Regions from separate parts of the Homo sapiens genome. Here region 1 is linked to region 2. A link is a contact called in ENCODE Hi-C or POLR2A ChIA-PET data. All regions are on one chromosome and are shown on one strand. Each heading gives the region's core, a stretch centred on a gene start or an enhancer-like site at or near the end of the contact. The rest is flanking DNA. Distances are from core to core; before and after follow the strand shown. Region 1 overlaps MAML2 (mastermind like transcriptional coactivator 2). Region 2 holds the start of MTMR2 (myotubularin related protein 2).

Region 1 (4,295 bases), core at 1,587-4,086, 110 kb before region 2:
TGTGGGCAGAAACATCCCAGAATGCATCTGGTGACTGGGCAGAAAGCAAGTACTGGCAAGAGCCCAGGTGCGTTGGCTCCCGACGGCAGTGCAGGAACAACCTAGGCGGTATTCTCAGACTCCGATCAAATTTCCAAGATGGATCCAGTTCAAAATTATCTACTCCGCTTTCACTTATCTAAGATGGTGCTCCAAGTTTAGGATTACAGTCCTCTGAGCTGGGAGTGGAGACTATAGGGAGAAAACCCACTGGTGTTTTTAAATACCATGAAAGGTGTTTTATCTTGTTTAAGTTAGCCGCAGCACACCTGGAAATTAGAAATATACTGTCATTCCTGGGGAATTCAAGGCAGTAAGAATTATTGGGGGTTAACAATTTTCAGGAATTTGGATCGCCACATCTCAGCCCCGGAGTTATTTTTACAATGGGACTTCTTGGTTAAATCTCTAAATTTAAATAGATAAGGATTCAACATATTCTTGAATCTTGAGATCTAGTTTCCCTCATCATGGGCCAAGTAGGAAAGAAAGAAGTGAAACCCTCAAATCACAATGTATCCCTATTTGCCATCCTATCGTGAGCTCCTAAAATCTTATTTTCACACCAAGTGCTTTTTCACCGTCCACTGCAACTGTGATTGTGGTGGTGACCAGACCTGTTCCAGGGGCTCTGAGTCAGGAATGGTGATCATGTGTTCTTTCCCATCATATTCCTGCAGAGAGTAGTGCTAAAAGAGTTTAAAATGAATGAAAGATCCACCTCTCCTAGTTGTTAGAGGAAATAAAACTCTCTAGAGTGAACTTAAAGTGCCCTTCTACCCCTACTTAAAACCTGAGACATACCATCTTTTTTCTTGGGCCCTATACCTATATCTTACCCCCGGCTTTTTGATTATGTCCGTTTGTATGTGTCATTCCGGTGGGGTTAAGCCACTCATTAGATGAGAGATTTTCTGTGTGTCATGTGCCTACTTTATTATAGAATTACATGTGTAGCATCTCAAAGAATAGCTATGTTTTCCACAAAAATCTGTTTTAATTGAACATAATACTGTGGTAAAGTTTTTTAAAATTGCTATACTTGTGCATTATTTTATTCAGTTATATTCTGTTTTTTGAGGGTTTCACTGTATGACAGGCACAGTTTCAGACCATTTTCACATTTAATCCCTGTAGCCTCACTGAGGAGTCTATATCCTAACCCTTAGTTCACAGATGCCCAGCACGTGTATCAGAGAGGTTATGTAACTTGCCCACGGTCACATGGAGCTAGGACTCGAATGGAGGCCTTTTGATTTTGAATTTGTTTGTCTTCCTTTCATCTCTCTGTGTGTGAGGCACTGTTGCATTTCATGGAACAGAAATCTCCTCAGTCTCTTTTGAATATATGAAGATTTCCTGGAAGAATACAGTGGAGTCTTAGAGAACCCAATGTTGGGAGAATACCAAAAAATGGGAAAGCACAGCAGTAATCTTCCCTGTCTCTGTGCTTCCTTCCTTCTGAGATCTCATGATCTCTTGCTTCATTCCTCTCTGAAGTTTCCTCTACAAAGATCTTAGTTACTGTTGCCCAGTGATTTCAGCCTGCACAGGACTTTGGGTTACCACGATACTATTTCTTGCTCTACATGACTTTCCAGTGCCAGGAGCTAACACCTGACAGACCCAGTCTCCTATCTTCCGTAGAATCCACATCCTCAGAAAACAAGAATTTGATTGATCTAGGCAGAGCAGATTGTTCCAAAAGAAGGTGCTGTGAGAAAATAATGGGCATACCTAAAACACGCACTACTTTTTTAAAAGACACTCTATTTGAAATTTTAAAATCAGAATTACTTATGGTTGGCTTCGCATAGCTTTCTTCCAGTCTAGCGTGGTTTCTTTTCCACATTCCTGCCACTGATATGTCTACCCTCTCTTGACCTATCTCACACTTGCCCTGATTGCCTTTCTAAAGGGTACCACACAATTCCAGAATTCTAATCTTTTATCTTTGTGGTAGTTATGCAAATTCTTTTCCTTCTTTGGGAGTTAAATTCCACCTCCACTTCCTCAAGGTAGCTTTCCCATATTACCCAGTAATTATATTAGTCTGTCCTTAATTCCAGGACCTTTGCCTATGAGGACGGGTTCAAATAATTCAGAAAGCAGACAAGCCTTTTAATCTTTTAAACTAAACCTCTTGGACACTCCCATATGCTTCCCCATGTGACTAAGGGCATATATTGAAAACCATATGGTTACAATGATTAGAGTCCAAGAAAAAGCTAACTGGCCCTATATGATCAAACCAATAACTCTGACCCCCAAAAATGCCATCTAGACAAAATATGACCTCAAATTTATAGTGGATAGTCTGAGTCCAGTGCTCAGAGATGCCATGTATTTTCCCTTTAGAATATGCTTTTAAGATTTCTCGTGATGCTAAATGATTTTGAATGCTCAATAAAGTATCAAAAAAGATTAAAGTATCAAAAATAATTTTGGTATTCTGGGCAGAATTTGAAAAGCTTCAAGTCTTTTCTTATTACTTTGCTACTTCCACAAAATTTTTTTGCATTAGAAATGGAGCTTTATAGTAAGTTGATGGAATTATTTTTAATTATGTGGTTTCATAAATAACAAATGTTTTTAAACAGAAGAAATCTCTCTCTGACACACACACACACACACACTCTCTCTCTCTCTCTCTCTCTCTCACACACACACACACACACACACACTTCAAAGTATTTGACCAACTGCCCTAGCTGGCTGACTGTGCTGTTTTAGAAGCAATGAAAGGACAGGGAGATGGGGGTCATATTCTGTGCTTCCTGGATTGGTTGTTAGTCATTAGATACAAACAGTATAAAACCCAGACTTTATGAGTGATCATTATGTTATTATATATCTTTATGAGACGCATTCCCCTCAGGCCACCTAAAGTACTACAATGTTTTAGATGTTGAACTATTTAACCATAATTATTACAACTAAAACCTCATTAAATGTATCCAATAAAGTAGATTCAATGCTTCCACTTAGTTTAGTTTAGTAACAAGAGCTATAAGGAACGTTGTTCTTTCCCCAAAGAGTTTAAAATTTGAGGATTGGCCAACAATAGGGAGTGGGGGATAAAAATAATAGGAAAGAAAAGATTTTCCTTAAAACCCTTTGTAAAGTGTTTTCTATTTTCATGCCTAACAAATGAAGCCTTCATCATCTTTGCTTCTGGGAAGAGTTTCAAGCCTAAGAAACACAATTGGAAACCTGCCGTGTTGCAGCCCATCCTCTGTTAGTAATTCCAACTGGATCCAAATGGAATATCTCCCTTCCAAGAGCTCTCTGAAAAAAATCTCGTGATGAGAGATGAAACCCAGCCAATGCAACCTGGAAGGTTTCACATTTACCCTCTGTCACTAGGTTTTCCCAGACGCGACCCAGGGTACACTCTCCTCTTCCATGTGCTCTCTCACCAGACCACAACTTTCACCCCAAGAGTCAATTCCTCTGCCATGCACCATCCAAAACAAAATTAATCAGAATCTGCTGGAATCCATTTATTCAAAAATTTTTGAGCATTTACAGTGCGTCAAGTCTAGTACAAGATTAGGTATGCACAATCCCTGTCTTCAAGGAGCTCACAGTCTCTGAAGGACTTACAGACTTGAAACTATTACCTAAGCATAGATTCATTTATGTGTTAAACATTCTTTATGGCATTCCTGCCAGGCATTTTAACAGGCACTGTGGTAGATACAAGTAAAGCATGGATTTTTATTGTATGGAACTTACAATCCTAAGAAGATAAGACAGAGAAGGAACTCTGATATAAGGTACTACATGATAAATGTTGCAAAAGTGGAAGTAGAAATAATTGTCCCCAGGGCAGGTAAGGGTTTGGAAACCACTTGGATACAAGATAAGGTTGAGCAATGCCAGGAAAAGGAATTTGAGGGAACTGTGAACAGCAGTCATCTTAGGAGGTTACACTAGCACATTCCATGCCATTTTGTAAAAAGTGCTTAAATAGCATGTATTAGTTTTGTTGTCTTAAGAAGTAAAATAAGCTGTAGACCATTTCAAGGGAGAGTCTCCCTGTTTTAAAAATTAAGCTATAATTTACATGCTACAAATTTCACTTTTTGGGTATGTAAGTGCCCCAAGTTTTGACAAACGCATAGGTATGTAACCATAACCACAATCTATTAATAGAATTTTCATCACCTTTATAAATTTCTGTGTCTCTTTGTATTCAACCTCTTCCCCCACCTTCAGTCCTGGCAACTGCTGGTGTATCCCTGTAGTGTTGT
Region 2 (4,341 bases), core at 675-3,174:
CAATGTAAATGTTATGTAAATAGTTGTTATACTGTATTGTCTTCTATTTGTATTATTTTGTTTTTTACAATTTTTACAAATTTTTCAATCTGTGGTTGGTTGAATCTGAGGATATGGAACCAACTGTGATTAATTTTTCTTATATTTTAAAAAAGTTTTGGTTGGTGATGGTTTGAAAATTAAAAACAAAACACTGTTCCTTCTTGCAGATAGTTTGAGAAAAAACAGCCCAGATTATAAATTGAAAAATTAATAACTTTTGGTGAGGTCCCAAGTTAACCATGTTTTTTCATTTTCTTAGAGTTCATTAATTAATTAGAGTTCACTAATTAATTTCCAGCTGATATTCTTTGCTTGTGTTTTCACTCTGAGAAGTTACCATTTTACCAGTCAGGTTAGAAGTCAAGCAGTAAGTTCAGTGGAAAAACAAGTAATAATAAATCTACTTAGTGAGACCGTACTGTGCAACCGACTCTGCACAGAGAAAAACAACCTATTACGTAGATATTTTTATTCCCATTTTATTCCCATTTTAGAGATGTGAAACAACTTAACCACAGCACAGAGCAAGTGTAGAGACAGAACCGGGATTCCGATGAAGATCTGTCTGGTTCCAAAGTCTCTACACTTTTACTACACTGTTCTTTATTAATCACTAGATAGAACCATACACATATTGTTACATCAGGCAGAAGGTTTCGAGGGTTCTATTAACAAAGTGCTACGAATGAACTGGGTGGAAGAAAGTACATAGGTCTCCCATTCAAGGGTTCATCAGCCTTCACTAAGGAAATTTAAGTCAAAGTAGCTGACAGTGAGTCAGCATTTTGGAAGGCAGGTAGAGATGGTGAAGAAATAAGGAAATTCTTCTATGAGTCATGATAGATATTTAAGCTTGTTAAAAAATGTTTTTGACTACCTACTCCCTTTGCCTACAGAGTCCAGTTAAGGTATCTTAAAAATTATGGAAATAAAAACAATCGGTCGCTGTCTGTCCTCGCCAAACTCAAAAAAGGCTAAGCCTTTTGTGCTTAAACACATACTCATCAGTAACTATTCTACCTTACACTGAACATAACTAAGCTAGGTTGTTCTTCTTGGGAATGTACTTGCAAGTTAATACTGCACTGCAACTATAAGGTTTTTTAAAAGACATCAGTTGTACATTATAAATTAAATCTAGTTTAAATCAATATAATTCAATTTATCCTAGCAAGGAAGTTTTTTAAGGATGGTCTGATTTTTTTTTTACAGGAATAATCTTTGCATAATTTTACACCCCATACATGAGATGATTAGGATTCAATCTCAATCAGAAAAATCCCTTTATGGTGTCCTTATGGCTTTCCTGTATCCTAACAGAAAAATCCTAGCAGAAGCATTTCCCCTTTACCCAGTTCCTGTTCTCTTATCACAGTTCTATTCCTCCACACTCCCTTCCTGCTAGGCACGGGAATTTGAAAGGGCAGGGAAAAATCGGTGAAAGTTTGTCTTCTACTTGGGTAATCCAACACCACCGCATCCAGTAGTATATAATTCTTTTTGCATGTATATCAGATCCTCCCCAATCCCTCTCCCATACCTCTTTCTCACTTTTCTCTCATTATCCGGTCCTCTTGTTTTCCTTGACCCCCACATTCCTGTCTAAATCATCCTCCTGGCCTCAGGTCCTTATCGCCTTCCTGAGACCCTCATGTTTAGTGTTCCCTCATTCCTCTTACACCTAGGATTTCTCCTCCTTCCATAAGGGTCTGGTCCTTCATCCCTCCCGCTTCACCAGACCCCCTCACCCTGGGAGCCGCCACCTCCCTTTCCCCAAGACCAGATGTCGCGCGGCCGGACACAGCCAGCACGGAGAGTCGATGCCGGCGTCTGAGCTGCGCAGTGGGGTCTTCCCGCTGCCCAGCAGCCTACAGGCGCGGTGCACTCTGGGGGAACATGGCCGCTTCCGGTCTCCCTCCCGGGCCGGCGCTGGCCTGACTGCGGCCCCGGTCCGTAGCACTCCGCCCTCCGCTTCTCCCGCCCTGTAGCCGCGAAGACTGCTTCAGCCTTTCCCTGTGCTGCCCCTGCCGCGCGATGGAGAAGAGCTCGAGCTGCGAGAGTCTTGGCTCCCAGCCGGCGGCGGCTCGGCCGCCCAGCGTGGACTCCTTGTCCAGGTAACCAGGACGCCCAGGGCCCCGCCCAGCGTCCGAAGGGGATGGAGAGGGGCCGGGGACCTGCTGGATTGTTGCCCCAATTCGCGGATTCTGGTTTCTGAAGGCTACGCCGGAATTCCTTCCCCGGGACTTGGGAACCACTTCTGCCTCCCTCCCTGGGGCGTGGAGGCTGAGGAAAAGGAGGTTAAAACTCGCTGCTTCTTTATCGATTCCTCTACCTTTCATATTCCGATCTCGTTTTCTCCCCGATGGAGGTGGTCCCAGTTAATTACTTTCTCCTGTCTTTCATTCCCTCTCAAACCTTTTTTAAGACAGTTCCCCCCGCCCCCATTCTTTTCCCCACATTTCCTGTCTTTCTCTGTCACTTTTTCCAAAACCATCCTAAAGTCAGTCTTTCCTCCTCCACCCCTTCTTATGTCTTTGGTTTTTGGGTTCTTGCCCAGCCCTTTTCTCTCTTTTCATGGCTTCACCTTCTTAATTTCTTTCATGCTTTTCTCTACACTCTGATTTTCTTCTCGCCTCCCTTTTTGCTTAAATATGTAAATAAAAATGTCTCCTGTGCTTCTCTTTTCTAAATCTTCCAGCTGAAAGTCAGTATCAAGGAATCTGAGTGGTTTTTATCCCCAGTGATAGGTTTAAGAAAACAAAATGAGTGGTAGTTTTCTTCCTTCTTGGGCTACTGGTTCTCCACGTTGTCATTTCTCTTGTAACAGATGGGAATTTTATCCTGGAATTTTGAGGAGGACTTTATGCAGCTTTGCAGAGAGCTTTTATGAATATTAACTAGACGCGTTTTGGATGCAGTCTTTTTCTTTGATTTTAAAATAATGATTTAAAAATTTTTTAAAAAATAATATAAGACCTGTATTTGCTTTTTATGCAGCCACGATGAAATCTGGTTCTTTTCCACTGAATAATAGTCTAATTGTTATTAGAGAGTGATTCGATAACTGCTGTGTGAAAACACACAATTTTCATTTTCTCCTTCAATCAGTTGAAGTGGCTCTATTATAATTCATTTTGGATTCTGCTAAATATGGGTAGTTATTGCCTTTTTTCCTGTTGATGTTCAGCACCTCACTGGGGAACCACTGTCTGATCCCGTCATTCTACATTGCCATATGCACTCATAGCTCCCTGCACAGTCGTTTTTCAGAGTCTTTAATAAGCACACTATAATTGTTGGCTTAAAGTGCCTTTTCTACCAGGTTATAAGCTATTATACTTGAGGGCAATCTTAATCATCTTCATATCTCCAGCACTTAACATAGTCTCAGCATGTGATAGGTGCTCACTAAATGGTTTTTTTTTTTTCGAATTTGTAGCCTGAATTATCCAGGAAAGGAGGATTTTTCTTTGCAGTTTGATTATATATATTGCACGTTTGAATCAAGTATTTTTTGAATTCTGTATTTATTGCTTTGAAATTTGGAAAGCTGAGGATTAACATGTTCAGTTGTGTAATTCATTCAGAAAACAGGTTGGAAAATTCGAATTTTATGGGAAAGTTACAAATGACAACTATGCCTCAGAATAGCATAAGAGGCAACCAGTACTCTCATCCAAGGCAGAGAAGTTAGAACCACATGAAGCAGCACAGTATGTTAGAAAGAAGGAAGTACTGGAAGTTAGGAAGCTCCCATGCTGAAGTCTCTGGCTGAGCTAGCTCTTTGGTCTTTTCATTTAGACTTTCTAGTCTACAGTTTTCTCATCTTTTAAAATAAGAAGCTTGATCTAGAAAATCTGTAAGGTCCCTTGGAACTCTAACATTGTCATTTTTAAAATTTTAATGACAATACTAAGATGAATGCATTGATATTAATTTTAAAGATAATTCCTTTGCAAATAACCTTTGTTTTGGATTTTTGCAATTACACGAAATAAGTGTCCTTTATTATTACAAACTAATATACCTAACGGTGCCACTTGAACATATTTATTTCCTAAAACAGAAAGCCCAGCAAGTATAAAGATTATATATGTATATGAACTTCTCTATAAAAAATTATGTTACTGACAAATTTGAGAAAATTAAGTACTCCTCGAGAGAATTGTGATATAGTAGATTAGCCTAATCCTCTCTGGACAAAAATATAAGTATGATTCCTATTTTCCATAAGAGAATGCCAGCTTTCATTACTCTCCTCTGGAAGGTAGAAAAGTAACATTTACTTAATGTCTACTG

The links. Hi-C counts contacts between places; a loop is a spot of excess contacts on that map. ChIA-PET counts read pairs that join two places held with the same protein, here RNA polymerase II (POLR2A). Pooled maps may share reads with other maps.
Region 1: a loop to region 2 is called in a map of PC-3, with 12 times the contacts of the local background. The contact joins the enhancer-like site here to the promoter of MTMR2 in region 2. A Hi-C loop is called at or near these places in 3 of 168 maps with a recorded cell type or tissue (PC-3, PC-9 and aorta) and 6 of 50 pooled maps. POLR2A ChIA-PET finds 5 or more read pairs at or near these places in 7 of 52 experiments (AG04449, BJ, MCF 10A and 4 more).

What each region holds. Positions count from the first base shown.
Region 1 is chr11:96,032,837-96,037,131 of GRCh38, reverse strand. All of the region lies in intron 2 of MAML2 (mastermind like transcriptional coactivator 2), which reads left to right. Among named protein-coding and RNA genes, the nearest start is that of MTMR2, 110 kb to the right of the region's middle. Within about 2 kb of position 2,836, at least 2 of the 41 ENCODE cell types and tissues checked have a DNase peak (open chromatin) inside an H3K27ac peak, as active enhancers do; they include PC-3 and PC-9, where a contact is called at or near this core.
Region 2 is chr11:95,921,690-95,926,030 of GRCh38, reverse strand. It overlaps MTMR2 (myotubularin related protein 2), which reads left to right and starts at 1,924. Exons shown (of 15, transcript NM_016156.6): 1 at 1,924-2,156. The coding sequence starts at 2,077. RefSeq lists enhancers at 1,707-1,836, 1,897-1,946.